Linked DNA regions of Mus musculus: region 2 is linked to region 1. The links are chromatin loops, found by intact Hi-C in ENCODE. Cell type or tissue: left cerebral cortex. All regions are shown on one strand. Each heading gives the region's core, and the rest is flanking DNA. Links, peaks and the distances in the headings are about the cores only.

What was found. Hi-C counts contacts between places; a loop is a spot of excess contacts. Peaks named below come from ENCODE experiments on the same cell type or tissue, not always from the same donor. Only the 100,000 strongest peaks of a DNase experiment are listed, where the experiment ranks them.
Region 2: a loop joins it to region 1, with 2.1 times the contacts of the local background. A loop is called at or near these places in 6 of 42 quality-filtered maps.

What each region holds. Positions count from the first base shown.
Region 1 is chr1:64,046,135-64,055,161 of GRCm38, forward strand. All of the region lies in intron 2 of Klf7 (Kruppel-like factor 7 (ubiquitous)), which reads right to left. Among named protein-coding and RNA genes, the nearest start is that of Mir6899, 8.1 kb to the left of the region's middle. In left cerebral cortex, for the core only: no CTCF peak of the experiment used is centred there; DNase peaks (open chromatin) are centred at 4,131 and 5,826; H3K27ac peaks cover 1,725 bases.
Region 2 is chr1:64,098,553-64,107,579 of GRCm38, forward strand. The region is part of intron 1 of Klf7 (Kruppel-like factor 7 (ubiquitous)); the gene reads right to left. It overlaps Gm13748 (a long non-coding RNA gene), which reads left to right. Exons shown (of 3, transcript XR_003947836.1): 3 at 1-2,651. Among named protein-coding and RNA genes, the nearest start is that of Klf7, 18 kb to the right of the region's middle. In left cerebral cortex, for the core only: a CTCF peak has its summit at 5,357; a DNase peak (open chromatin) is centred at 7,002; H3K27ac peaks cover 317 bases.

The sequences.
Region 1 (9,027 bases), core at 866-8,865:
GTGGCACCTAGAATGGCTATACCATTCAGCTTGCTCTGCCCCAAGAGTGAGCAAAAATGTCCAGGAGAAGGGCATTTGAGACAAGGGACACAAAAAGCATGAGGCCCGGAGTCCCCAGTGGATCACATAGTAGATATAGGTGTTCCCTTCACAGAGGTGGCTCTGTGCCCAGCTATGCGCCCAGCTTGCCGTGCGGGAAGGAGAGCGCTCTTCAGAACCCCCAGGTTTCACGTTGAATATCAAGAACCACTTTGCCTGCCTGGCAATCACCTCAAGAAACTTGCTTCCCTAGGGGGGAACATGCCACCTCAGAGGTGATTTACAGTTGGATGAGGGCTCTTAAGGAGAGGTAAGGGTGCCTGAGAAACACAACTGACATTTATCGAGGTTGAATTACAGCAAGAATTCGTGCACTTCCACAAAATGGATCTGAAATGGAGCATGCTCTAAGCCAGCATGGCGTTCTCCCTGCTTCTCACAGGGTCACTCTCCCTAAACTGCAACCCGCAGATGTGATCGATCAAACAACACCATCATAAATGCTTTCTGGCCACAGACCCCAAACATATGTAGATTTATTCACGAATTATATAAATGTACTGAAGTGCTACTATGCTAGCATATCGTAAAGCCTTTATTCAATAGATCAATTAAAAAGAATGAGGGCAAATTAAATATAAATAAAGCCATACATTATTCTTCTTGCATTCAAAAAGATTGTAAATTAAACATAAACAGAAGTTATACTTTTTTCCTCTTGCACTTGAAAAGACCAGCTTCTGAGGCCAGGTCCTGGAAGTTAAAGGGAAGCTGATCCTTCAGCCCTATGACACTGGATGGCTTCCACTCTGGGCCCTTACACTTTATTCTTCTTACAGGAGTCACAGAAACTTTGAAAATTCAAATCACAGAATGTGTCCCTTTCTGGGGACCTTGAGGTAGTATAAATCCATCCAAATTGGCTTCCTTGACATTCTGTGGTAGATTCTATTTTGAGCATTTGAATTTTGTTTTACAAATTTGAAAACCTTATTCTGAGTAGGTAAAGTACTTTCCATAAAAGCATGAAGACCTGAGTCTGGAATCCCAGGACCCAGGTGAAAATCCAAGCATTGTGGCACACAGCTATAGTCTCAGAGCTGGGTGGGTGAAGTCAGGATACCTGAATCTCACTGGCCAGGCAGCCTAGCAAAACCAGTGAGCTCTAGGTTCAGTGAGAGACTCTCTCAAAACAAATGAGGTAGAGAGTAACTAAAGAAGATATCCAATACTCAATTCTACATTCAAATATGCACATGTGCATGCAGTCTAATACACACACACACACACACACACACACACACACACACACACAATTTTTTTTTTTTTTTTGTGAAATTGGCCTTATACTATACCAGGCTACCAAAATCATTCTTGCCTTAAAAGTGGTTAAAATGAAATCCAAGTGTATAATAGTTCCCTATCACTCTCAGAGTAAAAGTCCCAAGCCTGCAAGCAGTAGATGATGCAGTCAGTATGACCTGACTCCTGGCTACCTCTCTCATCTCATCTTTCTCCTCTACCAACCTCCCCTTCCAGGAATCACCACCTTGCCCCTCTGCTTCCTGCATGCACTTCCACCTCAGGGCCTCTGTCCACCCTTGTTTTGTCCTATGCCTGGAACATTCTTGCCCCTTCACATAATTCTTCATTTAGTCTCTGGCTCAGAGTATACCCACCGTCTTTAGCCTCTGTAAAAGTCAGTAAAGGGTGACACGGTGGCACACACTGTCATCTTAGCTTGTGAGAGGTAGAGGTAGGGGGATGCAGAGTTCAAAGCCAGCCTGGACCACAAAGGGGAAGCCTTGTCTCTAAATGAAAACAAGGTGCAGCCTCTTCCCTTATCCACAGCTCTTGGTTGCTTTGAAATGAGATGGCATGGTATTGGTGGGTGCTATCGTTTTCCTCGGCTAGATAGTCAGCTTCAGGCAAGCATCCATTTTGTTACTGTAATGCCAACAGCCCTGAGTATTAGCCCAATATAGAGTATTAGCCCAATACTCTAAATCCACTTTCTGATCTGCAAAACCATCATTTCTAACCCACTATCACATGTTCTCCACAGAACACACTACATGAATAGTGAATAACAACAACAATAACAACAACAGTCCCCCAAACCTACTGCATCTTCATTGTCAACAAAGACTGGTGCCCACACAGGAGCAAGATAGCTTGTGTGAATTCTAATCCCTTGCTGCTGTAAGAGGTAAAACTTGCTTGGCCTTTTAAATCTGACATTCCTCTTGAACATGTGCTCCTCTACGATGTATTCCTTCACTAGCAGGGGTCACTTCCATCTCTTCCCTATCTCTCAGGGCCTAAAGAATGAAGGTCCTGACCATCTCTATCTCACACCTAAGGATCCAGGTCTCCTGAGCAACTGCCCCCTGGAAAGCATCAATTTATGAAGCCCATTTTAAAAGGCTGCCTCTGGACTGGACTAGAGAGCATCCCTGGTGGAGCAGATGCACTGAGCTTCAAGTTCACCTTTAAGATACAGATGGTACCATGAAATAGGAGCATGAAGCAGGATCCTGCACTCAGGGATTTTTTTTTTTAAAGAAACATGTAAATGAGCATTGTGCATGCAAATACTCTAAATCCACTTCCTGATCTGCAAAAAACGTCATTTCTAACCCACGTCTTAAAAAGAGGAGAACTTTGACGTGGCTAGAGTACTGCATAGGTTAATCTGAATCTTTATTTATTTGCAATGTGATTACTAGGCATCTGGACATGTCAAGGTTAGGGTCCTTTCAGGACTTGGATTAAGAACGTGGAACTCTCTCAGGTGAGAAGGATAGAGAATCCTTACAGTTTCCCTTTAGAAGCAACCATCAGCCATTTGCAAAGACCCAGGGAATGAATCGTAGAGGCAATGCCACGGAGCTCCCAAATGCCAGGAAGAGAACAACTAGCAAACATCCGTCCACAACCTGGCAATGCTGAGAGCTCAGACTATAGGTCCTGCAGTTAAAAAGTGCCAATGCTGAGTTACTGATGGCTTCTGCAGAAAACTGTCCAGATTTCTCTTTGATTCTAGCTGTATCTTAAGTAGTTTCTCTTCTTCTCCAGTAAAGGCTTAGCTGACAGAGAGAAAAGAAGACAAAAACTGTACTTCTCCAGAACATTAAAAGCATCTGCAATAGCTACCACATATAATAAAGAGCATCTCCACTAATCCCCGTCCCGCACTGACCTTCTACTCATCCACTATTCCCTCACCAAGGCCTCGCAGGTGCCAGGACCAAAGCCATTGCATTCACACAAAGCATGTATCCATTCTTCAGGGCAAGTCACTATATATTCCATTTTTTAATTCATTCTTCAAACAGCTTTAAGGCGATGGCCAGCTTGGGTTATCTGAACTCTTCATAGCCTTGGATGTCTTCACAATAGTTGTTCAAAAATAAATAACTGAAATCACATTCTCGAAGATGTACAGATCCTACGCCAGAACATGGAGATGGGAGAGGGTCTGACTTACTCTCAGAGCCCCTGACCAGGACACTGGACACAAGGCCCATGCGATATGCATCCCTGAAATGCACTAAGGGAACCAGAGAATTGAACCTCTAGCTGTAAAATGGACCTTAAAAACTAAAGCAGCGCAAAATGCTTTGTACTCTTAGCAGGACCATAGTCCTGTAAGTTTAACACATGGATTCAGATATGCCATCAAAAGAAATTTATTGTGGGTTTTAAAGACTCACTCTAAAAGGAGTGGAGGATATGATGTATTGATACCTTTTTCATATTGATTTCCTGTTATCATATTTGTTCACATTGGTTTATGTAAAGTGCGTTGCCAAAATCACTTTTACCTGTTTCGTTTTTACTTTTTTGGCAGTGCTTTGTTTGAGCTAAGCAAAAATTCTTGCCACTAAGCTATAACTCCCAACCTTCTTTTTGCCTAAAGAAGATAAAAAATGGACTCTGTGGCTTACATATATTTCTACTCTGAACTGAGCTTTACAGAAGCCCCATGACCAACTCAGCCTTAAAGGTTCATCCTCCTCCATATCAGCATCTTGCTGCCCATGGCACCCCAAGGCCTCACACCCAGTGTTGACATTTCCATGTTCTTACATGTGGGAGAAGCGAGCTTTCTCCCACACTCATAATCTTGCACGAATCCTCAACTACAAGAGGATGGAGGAGAGAGAGTCTTGGTAGCCACACTCAGTTATTCTACTTCGGTGTATCCTTAAACCTATCTCCTATGTCCACTTTCTGCCCCCTGCTCCTCCCAGACATCCCCAGCTCCCTTGTTGCTTATGTCTCTGTCTGGAAGGGCCTGACAAACTCCCCAAAAGTAAAGGCAGCCCTCCCGAGTTAGAAGATTCTCCTCCTTGTTGCTACAATGGAATTGATCACCCGAGTCATCCTTCTATGAAAGAATCTGCTTTGAGAATCTCTATGCATTGAGTTTTGGAGCCTGATCAAGTGATATTCAAGATAAGGTGTCCAGGTGAAGGCAGCAAGTGTGGAAGGAAGAAAACTTTGTTTAGTTTAAACAGGGACATGTGTAAAGGGCCTGTAAAGGAGCAGAAGCTTGGAACATTAAATCCAAAGGCTCAAAGAAGCCTTGTCTGATCTCCACAGCCAAACTTAGTAGATGGCTGCAGTCTCTCCCTGCTAGAGAGCAAACTTCACTGAGATCAGGAACCATTACTAACTTCTTTACTTTATTTACAAAGCACAGCATAAACTTCCTCTGTGTGTGTGGTATGTGTGTGTGTGTGTGTGTGTTTGTGTGCATGTGTGCACGCAAGAGAAGGAGAGAGAGAGAGAGACAGAGATAGAGAGAGAAAGAACAAACATACAAACAAAAAAAAGCAGCATAAAAATATTTTACCCTCTTTGTGGGTCTACATAACTTTCACCATTGAAAGTTTAACATATGTATTGAGTTATGTCTTTAACATATATGTGTTAATTTTGACATATATACTTCACAAAGGTGCCATAAGAGGCCCAACATGATTTTAAGTAGATTTTTTTTACCTCCCATAGCAATGTCTCTTGCCGTGAATAATCTCTTATTGTGGGAGGTCTCTCACTTCCATTTGCATTAGAGGCCCTTTAAGACCCAGGAAAAACAGTCGGACTCCACCCTGAGTGTCTGATTCATTTGAGGACTCGGGAATCCCACTTGTAGCAAATTTCCAGCACATGCTTCAGAAACCATTGCTCCAAAGGGGGAAATGTCTTATTCTAGCTCTGCTGTTGTCATACAATGACAGCGTGTCCTCACAGAGTCCAGCAGCAGTGATCTTCTGTAAGAAGTTCTTGGGCTGGAAGATTGCTCAGTGGGTAAAAGCACTACCAATGTAAGCCTGCAGCCTGATGACCCAAGTCCAACCTCTGGAACCTGTGTAAAGACAGCTGGATGTGGTGGTACACATCTGTAATCCCAACTTTCTACAATGGGTTAGGAAGTGGAGATAGGAGAATCAGCTAGACGGTGAGCGTCACCTAGCCTAGCGTACACAGCACAGATGATGTGAAAACAGACTTTGCCTCTGACGTCCTCATGTGTTTTGGGGCTTGTGCGCACCCATTCCAGTGAAACCTAGTGTCTGACTATGACTGGTGAACTACAAAGTCCCACTAGAACAGAAGGTGTTCCTTTAATTTGTGGTGGGGGCAGCAAAACGGATCTGAAACATGATACCAGAAAAGATGGTGGGAGCAGAGTCCCTTGTCACGTGTATGTGAGGGCAAGGACACAGGGCTTCTTCAGGAGTCTTACAATGCAAGCGGGGCACACACCGAGTCACTCTGTGCTGTACACTGCCCTGCACATCACGGACAGAAGAACACACAGAAACAGACAAATCCTTTGTGGCCATGTTCCACTTTTTAATTCTTTATTCACAAAGCATAGCATAAACTTTAGGAAGCAAAGTGTCAGGTTTGTCGTGAGTGTGTTTGAAATGTTGGAGGAAAACTGGGTTGGTCATGAAAACAGGGAAATGACGTAGATACTGAAGTAAGTTTAACTGTTGAAAGTTAAGAAGCGTTTGCAATGTGCAATATGGGATTGCATTGCATGTGCTTGGAGACACACCTCACTGAGCTTCCCACAAGCCAAAGGATGCCAAAGGATGGTGGTAGGCAAGTTCCTTATTTAATTCAACGTGTACAAAGTGTTCTAATAAGTGCTAGTGGGGCTGGGCAAAGAAGAACCAGGGACTATCAGAGCCGGAACACTACAACACCCCACAGTGGTTAGGATAGCTGCACTGTTGCTCCCCCAAGACTGTAGACTCCTTGACACATCTAGGCATAAAGCAGCAATTCCAGGTCATTCTTGGCTACACAGCAAGTTCAAGGCAAGCAATCTCAAAGGAATCCTCCAAAGAGAGGGACAGAGGCAGGGGGAGGGAGAAGAAAACAGACAGAGCCGTATTCGGCACTCTATGCTCTCCAGTTATGAAACAGGAAATGATGACCTCCTGAACTTGAGACAGTTTAACTACTACTTTTTTGTTTGTTTGTTTTAGAGGCACCAAGATACTTATAAATTTTTTTTCTTGTTTTATTCTTATGTGGTTTGAGTTTACTTTTAAAACTTATTTTTCATCAGCTATTTTGGAGATTAATCTAACAAAAGCATGAAACATAAATATACCTTGGAAATTTAAATTATATTTGGAGACTTAAATATATGTTGCTGATGACTGGTTACAATATAGTTACAGACTAGGTGTATGTTAAATTTGAATAAAAAGTTATTAAAGCATTTATCTTTTTCATTTTATATAACAACTTCACCACCATGTGAAATAATTTCAAATGAATCTGTAAGATGTTTCTCCCATTTACAACCACAATAATTCCTCTGTAAGTCAAGCTCCCGCCATTCTTGCTGATATTTAGATAGAAATTTGACTGTTAAAAAATATGAGCTTCATTTAAACTCACCTTTAGTTGATGCTTGGGATTTGCTTTCAAATATAAAGATTATCATAAAGTATTAAAGAATAGACTCTTAGTACAGCAAAGCTTGTAAAGGACAAAATACTTCACCTTTGTTTCTCAGACAATGCTTGGATCCCTACAGAGACAACCCATTTCAAAGACTGACAGCCCCAGAGCGTGCATCCAATTGAAAATCGCAGTGAGTTTATTCCTCTTGACTAGAATTTGGTAGTAAGAAAAGAAACAACCAGTCAGGTGTGGTAGTGCACACCTTTAATCCCAGTACTTGGGAGGCAGAGGCAGGCGAATTTCTGAGTTCAAGACCAGCCTCGCCTACAGAGTGAGTTCCAGGACAACCAGGGCTACACAGAGAAATCCTGTCTCGAAAACAACAACAACAACAACAATAATAATAATAAAATTTTAAGAAAAGGAACAACCATGGAACATCCAAGGCTGAGTAAGGGCTGGCTTAAATGATACTCCACCATGTGAGGTGATTGGTGCTTGGGAATCACAGAAAGCGGAGGGGACTGGAAGGACACGACAGCTGAGAGAATAAGCAGGGGCTAAGACGGCAGACTCTGAACGGTACATCCAACTGATGACATCAGAGACTCTGAACAGCACATCCAGCTGATGACATCATCCAGCTGATGACATCATCCAGTTGATGACATCATTCAGCTGATGACATTGAATGTACTGCCTTGGATATGTTTTACTTTCTTTTACTGCTGACTAAAAACTGAGTAATATCAGCCCAAATTACTATTAGGACGAGAAGTTAGCTTTCTACTATATGTGCTATAAATAGAAAAAGAGATGATATTTGTTTTTTAAAAAAATAGGACAGGATTATCAAAACCTCTCAGAGCTGCTTTTCAAAAGCATATATACTATAAAATGTCCGGAGTCAGCATCCTGAGAGTGTTTTGATTAACATCATGATGCTATCAATTGTTTTTCCCTTAGTATACACATGCAGACGGGGGCGATACAGTCTAAGCCCAGTCATTTCCATAAGGTAGTTTGCTCTAAAATCTAACAAGTCAAAAATGTAATTCTATTAAAGCCCCGAAAGTTCAAATTAGAGAGCTTACTCAGAGGTAATGGGAGTCAGATGCCTCCTCTAGAGGAACTTCCTTTCAACACAGTACGTGCCAATCTACCTTAGAGATGAAGGTCACACAGAGAAGGGTTAAGTCTTCTAGGACCTACACAAATCTCTTCCAAAATGATCAGCATTTTTCCCAGAGCTTGGATCTCGCCATTATCTAAACCAACCCACCTGTCTATTTTACCTTAGCATAAAAGTCTAAGAAAAATATTAACCCCAAAATGAAAGTCTACATTTCGTATTTTTGACCAATGACATGCTAGGGCCACTGATGCTCCCATGCCGCTGCTGAGGTACTTAGGGTCTATGAAACTGTCACCTGCTTTCCTACCTCACCAGCTACTGACCGTCTCTAAGATATGGAGTGCCCACCATCTCTAAATACTACCACCTCGCTACACCGCTCCTGACTGGGGTGTCCTTGTCCATTCATATGGTGTTTGCTTCCACATGTCACCCCCTACTAAAGCATTTTATACCCACCCCCCAAATTTGGGCCTTCTCCAAATCTTCAATCTTTGGACCCCTACTTTTTGTTTCTTGTAGATACTTATCTTTTAATGGCACAATATTCTGTCCTGATTTTTCCCACCAGAATTAGATGCAAAGTATTTTTAAACTGAGACATTTTATACTTGTAATTCAATAAATACTAAGTATATAATAAATACTATATGCTATATACTTTATAATAAATGCTATCCCAAACACTGGTAGAAATGTTTTGTTGTTTACCTCTTTCATCAGGAAGATTCTAACACAGGCTCAGATACACGTTTGCACCCAACCCAACACTTGCTAATTAATAAGTCAGCGATCAACCAAAATCCAATAGTACAAGAGCTTGTTACTGCCTTGTCTACCAGATCCACAGACCTTTAAGATGCATTATCTTAAGGATAATGGACTCTTCATCTCTGTCCACAGAAATCAAGCCA
Region 2 (9,027 bases), core at 852-8,851, 52 kb after region 1:
CAGCAGACACCATTCCTGCCACTAGGTTTCATTACTCATCCCCAAAGCCCCCATCACAAGATCCGAATCACCATCAAAGCCCACAATGTCCAGTGAAATGAGACTCCTAGTTTCTGCCTTCACATGAAAGCACGGGTTGTCCCCAGACACCACACCTCAGTAGAGCTAGTGACAACTGTCACGAAAGGTAAACAAAGCAAGTTTTCAGATCCGTAGCACTCCCCATGTCCGAGTCACAGCTTCCTTCAACTTCTCGGATTCTGGCTTTTGTGTCTAAATGGAAGTGGAGGCATTCCCTACTCTAAACCAGACATTAGTTCAGCCCATTTGCTATTAAGGGAGCACCACTTTCCCCAGAAAGAACCAAGAGGAATCAGACTCCTGCAGCCTGTTTTACTTATCAACATTCACATCTGTCAACAGAGTACAATGGCATCTTGCTAATCAGGCCTCCAGCAGAACTTCAGGACTAGAACATTCGACACAATCTACACTCAGAAACAAACCACCACCATGATGGCCACGAGCCACCTGCTGCTTTTGTATCCGTGAGCTTTGTGGTGCTGCTTACCAACATATCATCAGGCTTTCCTCTTGTCTGACAGAATTTACTAAGTGACATAGAAACACCTATTAACTTTTTCCCCCATACTAGGGAAGGAAAAAAAAAAAACTTTAAACAACACATTGATCCAATGCTAATAACAACACACAATTCTAGAATCCGAGGCTCATTGTGGGAGGCTCATTTTTTTAGAACAACCCCTCTACACCAGACATTAAAATCTATTCTAACACTTTATCTAAAATAGAATGACATTTGTATGTAATCTGCAGGCCTCTTTAAATAATTTCTAGATTGTTCCTGAGACTCTTTACAGTGTATGAGCTTTGAAACTAGCCACTGGACCACACTGTTTAGGAAAGGCTATGGAAAAATTTTTAAAAAGTATGCACACATGCTCAGTTACAGACATTACTTTCTAAAAAGTTTTGACCTATAGTTTAAATAGATAAACAAAGCCACCATACTGAGAACATGGAGGGTGATAGCATCTTTGTTTAGCAACATGCAGAATATGGAGAAAGGGATTTTATACAACGTAAGGAGACTCAAAATAATGAAATGCAGATGTTCAAGAGTTCCAAGAATTATCAAATATTTGTTCCATTTTAGAGCCTTTCTGAGTAGTAACTATAAACTTCTTGGGAAAGTTCTGGGAGATCAGTTTTGGGAAGATGGGTAGGAAAGTTCCTTGGCTATGTCAGACATATCTGTGGACACCATCCACTCTTGGCAGTCCATTGCTTTCCTTCTGTCCCAAATGATACTCCACTCTTCCATAGTTATTTCCTTCTCTTCAGGTTCCACCTCTACACACTAAGCTATGCCATGGAGCAGGGACAATGCCCCTTTGGTTCACTATGGTATCCTCAACACATCACACAGAGTTTAGCCCTACCATGGAAGAAAGAGAAGGAAGCATCAAGGGAAGGAGGAATTAAGGAATGAAAGAAAACAAAACAAGGGAAACCCTGAGCTAGAGCTGCAGATGAGGCAGGCTCCCCTTCCTCGTCAAGCATCCGCTGGTTTACAGTGAATGTCAATGATCGTGTTCTCACCTGTTCACTCACTGTTGGTGGATGAGGGACTATGGGGGAAGATGTGAAGTGAAAAAGAACAGGCAGGTAGCAGGTGGGCAAGCCAGAGTGTGAAAGCCAGGGACTCTTGTGTTCTTGTTGCTCTACTTATACTACCCTCCCACTAAGGTTCCTGGCAAACACTCCTCTCATTTTCCCTCCGTTTTTTCTTTTAGGCAAAGTCATTCCCGAAATCATTCCCTTTAACTAGCTCCATTCTGCCACTCTCCCAAATACTAAGAGGAGAAACTCCGTTGAGCCCTACTCCAGAGCAAGGCCAATGTCTGCTGGCACTACTTTCTAGTTCCCTTCTCTCCTCCAATGATCCCTGTGTCCCTGCCACCTTCCCTTCACATCCTCTGGGAAGTTCTGCCTTATTTTAATCTCCATTTTCTTACGGGAGGTCCTAGGATTCCATGAGACCTTCACTGACAAGGAAATTCTTTCAAGGTACCCTGGAAACTCAGCTGGCCAGAATTCCTTTTACTCCCTTCACCTGCTGCTGCCCAAGAGACATGAAAAAAGGAAGAGGAAACAGCTCAGTGTATGGCTCACCTATCTTGTCCTAGCTGCCCCTACCTCTCCCTGGAGAGCTGTCTTTTCCTGAGTCTGCCCTATCACAAGCCAAGACTCAGTGATTCCACTGAACCCAGGCAGCACAGGAATGACAAATGATACACATCTGTCCGATGGTGGCTCAAGCAAGCCAGGGCAAGAAGTGGTTAGAGATATGGATGTGAGACTACTATATTGCTCCTTCTGGGTCTGTGTGCAGCCTGATCAATAACACAGCTGGCGCTTGACTTGCACCTGTCTAGCTCCTGGGTCTTCTCCGTGAAGGCTGCAGGAAGAAAGGTCCATCTATTGTCCTTGCTGAAAGAGTAGAAATTACTATTAAAGGGCTCTCTTAATGGTCCAGACTTCCTATGAACCTTGCTATCCTGTAAGCTAACACCTAAGACTTAACACACACACACACACACACACACACACACACACACACACACACACAGGAAAACATAGCTGGTTCATTACCATTATTACCTAGACTGCTCTTTAGAAACGTAAATGTAAGGACCTTTTCTGAGTTTCTCTTATAACTCTTCCCCTTTCCCCAAACTGTCAATAAATGTTTTCATATGGTTTTGATTGAAATTTTATGTATGTCGGCCCCCACAACAGATTATTCTTTAAATTACTTTTTCTTCTCTCATACATAGAAGGAAAAGTGACTGGCTTTTCATTTTAACAGCTGAAAGGGACAGAGGCTAGGGCAGAGCAGCCCCTCCCCCACCTCAGCTTCAGCCCTTATTTCTCATAACAGTGTGGTTTTTCTATGCATCCCTCCGGCCACGGCCACACCCACACCTCCTAAGAAATGTCTTAAAATAAAACAAGTCTTAGGATGAGTGTGTAGGCCCCATTGGAGGAAGCTGGGTAAAGGACACATAGGTCTCTTTGTACTCTTTTTGCAACTTCCCATGAGTCTGTAATTACTTCAAAATAAAAAGTTCTTCAAAAATGAAGCAAGCCCATGCTTTAAGGGCCAAGGCACAGTGGGGAGCCCCTAATGTAAGAGAAAGGGGACCTACTTAGGGAGAGCAAAGATTTACAAACATCACTACCTACCCCTGGCCTGGCTACTTCTATGGTCCCTGGGCAAGGGTGACAAAGCCAGCCAGTTTTTGAACTATTTTAGGATATATTTGATTTTTTAAAAGAACATAACAGTGTTTTCCAATGAAGCTAACTGTCATAGTTATGAGCTTTGAATGTTGCTACTTGATCTGAACCATTTAACATTTTTTAATAGTTGAGCTTTTTTATCCTCTCTTAAAAATCAAAACTAAACCGTCAAAGTACACAATTATTTAAGTTTACAGAGAAAGATACAGCTCTCCAGATGGAGTTTATCCAGCTCATGACTTAAGCATTTTATGGCCACACTTGCCCAAAAGTCATATTGGTGGCTAAACCTAGTTGCATGCTCCAGTGTTCTGTTGCTTCTCTAATGCCACTGCTCAGGTGGGAAGTTGAGCTAAATATATGTCCCAAGAAATCCTTGAAGAAGTGGTCAGGAGGCTGATGACTATTATCTCAGCTTCACACCTCTTACTGTCTATTAGCCCAGCTTCACACCTCTTGATGACTATTAGCCCAGCTTCATCTCTTGATGACTATTAGCCCAGCTTCACACCTCTTGATGACTATTAGCCCAGCTTCACACCTCTTGATGACTATTAGCCCAGCTTCACACCTCTTGGTGACTATTAGCCCAGCTTCACACCTCTTGATGACTATTAGCCCAGCTTCATCTCTTGATGACTATTAGCCCAGCTTCACACCTCTTGATGACTATTAGCCCAGCTTCATCTCTTGATGACTATTAGCCCAGCTTCATCTCTTGATGACTATTAGCCCAGCTTCATACCTCTTGATGACTATTAGCCCAGCTTCACCTCTTGTTTCTTACAGAAATCTACAACCTAGACCATTGGAAGCTGTGAACTTCTGAGACCCTCACTGAATTCTACCTAAAGTCTGTCTACTCAAGTAGGCAGACCAAGAAAGTCCTGGTAGATGACACAACTGTCCAAAGTCATCCTAAAATTCAAACTTTACTTCAAAAGGACATGAAGGAACAGATATGCCTATGCCAAAGATAAATGGGCTAAATGCCCAATGGCCCAGTGTCCAAGCCTGACCTACAGTGTTTATTTGAACATTCAATATTTTTATTCTACCTTTGTTTAATAACCAGGGAACTACAATTCTTAAATTCTGATTATTTTCTTTTTTAAATTGTTTGTTTGTGTGTTTTGTTTGTTTGTTTTAGCTCCTCTTGAACTCTGAGACCTGTCAGAAGATTTTGTGTCCCTTATAGCAGCATCTGGCTGGCAGTGAATGGTAGCTTCCCCTTTAAATGGGCAAATACTGTACACAGCCAATGTTACCACCTCTCCAATAACTTTCACTCTGCCAGACTCTCTCCTTGGCTCCTGGTATCCATGCCTATGGCTCCAGCACTCTTTTCATTTGCTACTGTCTACCGTGCCAGGGAAATAATCTCCTCCCCTCGTCTATCCCCCAAACTGTTCTCCACTGTCTAAACTCTTGGTGATCCTACCATGTGCTACAACCCCAGTCTTTGCTCTGCCACCCCGCTCCAAGACCCTCTCGCAATGTCTTTGTTTTGCTTATAGCCACAAGAGAAAAGACATGTCTCAACACCCCTCTTGTTCTACCCAGAGCATGTGCACTTTCCAGCAGCCATTAAGGGCTGATAACTGCCTTCTCCTAGGTTCCATGTAGATGTGTTGGTTCCTTAGACAAGAATAAGAAATCGGAGTCAGTGACATGGCTCACTGGGTAAAAGTATTTTATGTGCAAGGCCGACAAGACAACCTGAGATCAAATGCCTAGAACCTAGGTGAAGGTTGAAAGAGAAAACTGACTCCACAAAGTTGTTCAATTACCTACACAGGTTCTCTCTCTCTCTATCACACACACACAATTAATAATAATAATAATAATTATTATTATTGTTTTAAAATCTTGTACAAAAAAAAATAAGAAATTAGTGGTACATGCTTTTGTTGCAGGATACTGAGACATCAATCTCAAAATAAATAGTAAACTAACTTCCTGCTGGCTAGCTTTCATAGCCCGAAGGTGCTATGGAGGCCACTGGTAGAGAAAAATCTACAATGGAATTACCTAGTGGCGGACTCTGCACACTGCAAAATCCTGCCCCGCATGATGTACCTACCTAGTGGTAGCATGACCTAAATATGGAGGTAACCAACCATCTTCTGCCTTGATTTGAGACCCACTCATGCCTGACACTGTGCTTGTCCAAAAGCCCAAGGCTAGGTAGGTCACAGGCCTTAATGTAAAACTTGCTGGTATTTTTGCTAAACACTCATGTTGTCAAAACCGCCTTCTAAATATTTGTGTATACCCACAGGTTAGGTAGTCTGAATTTTGGTCAGAATAGCTTCTTTTTCACTAGGCAGCAGTCAATGCCAAGACTGATCGCTGGTCACTGATCACTGAGAATGAGTGACTGTTGAGTACTGGCATAGTTGGCTTCAGCTGTCAAGGATGACACAAACCTAAGGTCAGCTGAGAAGAGAGAACCTACTGAAGAATTACTCAAATCAGAATGACCTGTGGACATGTGTGTTTAGCATTTTCTTAATCACTAGTTGATGAAGGAGAGCCCAGTCTACTGTCGGAGGTGTAGTCTCCTAGGCAGGTGGGCCTACATAATAGAGGTTTCTGCTTCTGTTCCTACCTCCAGGTTCCTGCCTTGGTGCCTGCCCCTTGATGACCGGCTATAACCTGTACACTAAAGAAAACATTTCGAAGGTGGTTTTGGTCAGTATTTGTTCACAGCAATAAAGATCAAACTAGGACAAGTGCTGAGCCCTAAGTGGGACATCTATACCAACCCCCACCCCGCCCCTGGACTCAGAGAATATCATGGGGAGGGGGAAGATGAACGTTAGAGGGAGAATAGGGAGAATCATTGTGCAATGTTGTCTCCTAGATATGGCAGAACTGCAGTACTTATGATCTCACAGCACCTATATGGCTATCTGTACAAGATCAAACAAGTGAACATTACATCATGGAGCAGGAAGTGTTTTGCAAGCACCCAACCCTAGCTGAGGAGCTATTGGCAGCTGACGGCAGGGAGAGGGCAATTTTCTTCTGGGGTATGGTCCTAGTAGGATGTCCGTGTTCCTTGGGTAGCCCCTCCTCTAGCACTGGTCACTGTAGATACAGCACTCTTGGTATGTCCCTGGTAACAGGAAGACATAAGAGAGTCACTTCCAGAAACCCAGAAGTCACCTCACTCCCCAGTGTTCCAGGGGGCACAAAATGAAAATGGCTTCAGTATCTGACACTTGATTCTCAAAGGCTTGTCAGCATAGGACCGATCCTGAACAGCAGATAAACATAGGCATCAGCTGTGAAGACTTCATGGAGCTTGGCCGGTCCAGTCAATGTAGTCTCTACGTCCTTTCTTACCTGCAGTAACCCCACCCAAGGTCAATATGGCCCTCCTATCAGAGAGTTCACACTCCTTTCCTGCCTTGTTATTCCCACCAAGGTCATCTCTGGCTAAGGCAAGAGGCCATAATCCAGCCAGCTACGTGCTGTTCTGTGCCTTTCTTAGAAGCGTGAGTAGCAGAAACTTGACAAGACTTAAGGGAAAGGGGCCTCTGCCGTCCCTTTAAGTCCAGGACTTCCTACCCAGGTGATTCCCAATCTTATCACAGAACAGCATGTGACAGTATACATTGTTAATGAGTCACTTAGCCACACAGATCTGCCTTTAGAACAGAGCTCTCACTTCCAACCCCCAAACCTAGCCTTTCTCCATCTCTGCGCACACATCACTCTACCAGACAAGAGATGTGCACGCACCTACCACAGCCCAGAAAGCAGGAGACTAGGGCAGCATGTGATGGCATACTAAGTGTTTACATCCATGTGCCACTCAGGACTGCAATCCTGTTATTACAGCACCTGCACTGCAGACAGGAGAAATAGTTTGATGGTTCACTGTGGTTTATTCTCAGATTTTCCACGCCACCATCACTTCAGTCTCATCTACAATCCACACTTCTACCAAGTCAGGGTACCTATCTGTAGCATCATTCCTAACTCAAGCTTCACATGTTTTAAATTTTCTTACTAAAAATGCTTGTTAATATGGGACAATCGTAAAATGAAAAGCATGAAGTTAAAACAAATATTATAAACTTTGAACCAAATGTCTGCCAATCAGATATCCTGGATCTGCAACCTGTTCTCTTCATCTTAACTAGTAATGACAGTGTTAGTAATACAATCAATCAAAAGAAAGGAAGGAGGAAGCATGGAGGCCAGAGAGGCTAAGGCAGGAGAGAGGCTACTCCAGAGGTGAATTACCCTTTGTATTAGAAGGATGTAAAGAAGCTGAGAGTGGACTGAATCTGTCTCCCAAGGTTGATTCTGTGTTTATTCAGCACTATGCTCACAAAGCCCCTTGCAGTGCAACCTCCCCTCCCCTCCCCTCAGCATTGGCTTAAGTAAGCCATGCTGAGCCTGTACCATGCACTGTGCTAACATGCAAATACGTTTACTTTATGGCAAAGGGGCTGAGGATTCTTGAGAGACCAATCCTGGCTTGGACTTAATGACCCTTAAAGCTCAGCCGGGTTATTTGCAAATCGAGGGGGAGGAGAAGGGAGACGAAATGTCTAGAGCTCCCTCCGAAAGTTTTAATCTTTATAAACCTGGGTCTCACAGTGCAAAGGTTGGAGGGAAACATCAACAGGCATTCATCTCGGGTCTAGCAAGTGGGCTGCACTCCATGTCTGGTTTGTAGGCTCCTTTCATGCCCGTATCCTGTCTATCGTTCCTTTTCTCCTACATTTTCATAGTAATTCGCTCCACAGTAATATAAATGGCACTTGGAGTTGAAAACTTGTTCAAATACACACGGATGGAGAAAAGGAGAAAGGAAGGGGAGGGGATGGGGAGGAAGGGGATGGGGAGGAAGGGGAGGAGGAGGGAGAGGAGAGGAGGGGGGGGAGATTGAGACTGACCTTGATTCACCATTTAGCAGCCAAGAATTTTACAAAAGAAAAAAATAGAGATTGGAGAAAAGAAGGGGAAATACTTCATATTATGTAAGTCACAGGGGCAGCTTTAAAGAGGGTAAAAATGACCCTGAAAAAATAAAAAGTCCCCATCTGGGCAACAATAGGGATATCCTTAGTAACACAAGGAAGCCAATATAAAAGAATAATTCCTTTAAGCACCCCTAATGTAAAATAGCATCCTGAAAGCACTAGAAAATAAAGGACAAGTGGCATGCTGGCAATTTCTGGAAGACAGCAGAGCACTTGAGACTTGGAAAGGACTTTATTATAATACTGGGACTTTTTACACAGAGAACATCACTTCTTTAAGTGAAATAAGTCCCACAAAGTCAACTTCCACAAAAAAAAAAAAAAAAAAAAAAAAAAAGGGCAGCTAAAGGAGAATTCTGTACATGTTTCTATATCAGGGTTTCTAAGAAAATCCCTGAACTGGTTATTCTGACACACACACACACACACACACACACACCAAAAAGTGTTTTCCCACCATTTGTTGGTTTAGTCTCTGAAAGAGGCTAAGGGAATCACCAGAACAAAATCATTTTTGGTTAATGAGTATGCAGTGCCTGACTGGGGAAAAAAAAATTTTAAGTGGTTGTTTTTGTTTTTGTTTTCTTTAATTCTCACATAATTTTATTTAATAACTTATTAATTTTATTTTTCACCATAAATAGTACTGAAGGGGTTGAGGAGTTTTGAGTTTTTGTTTTGCCTTTTTTTTTTCTTT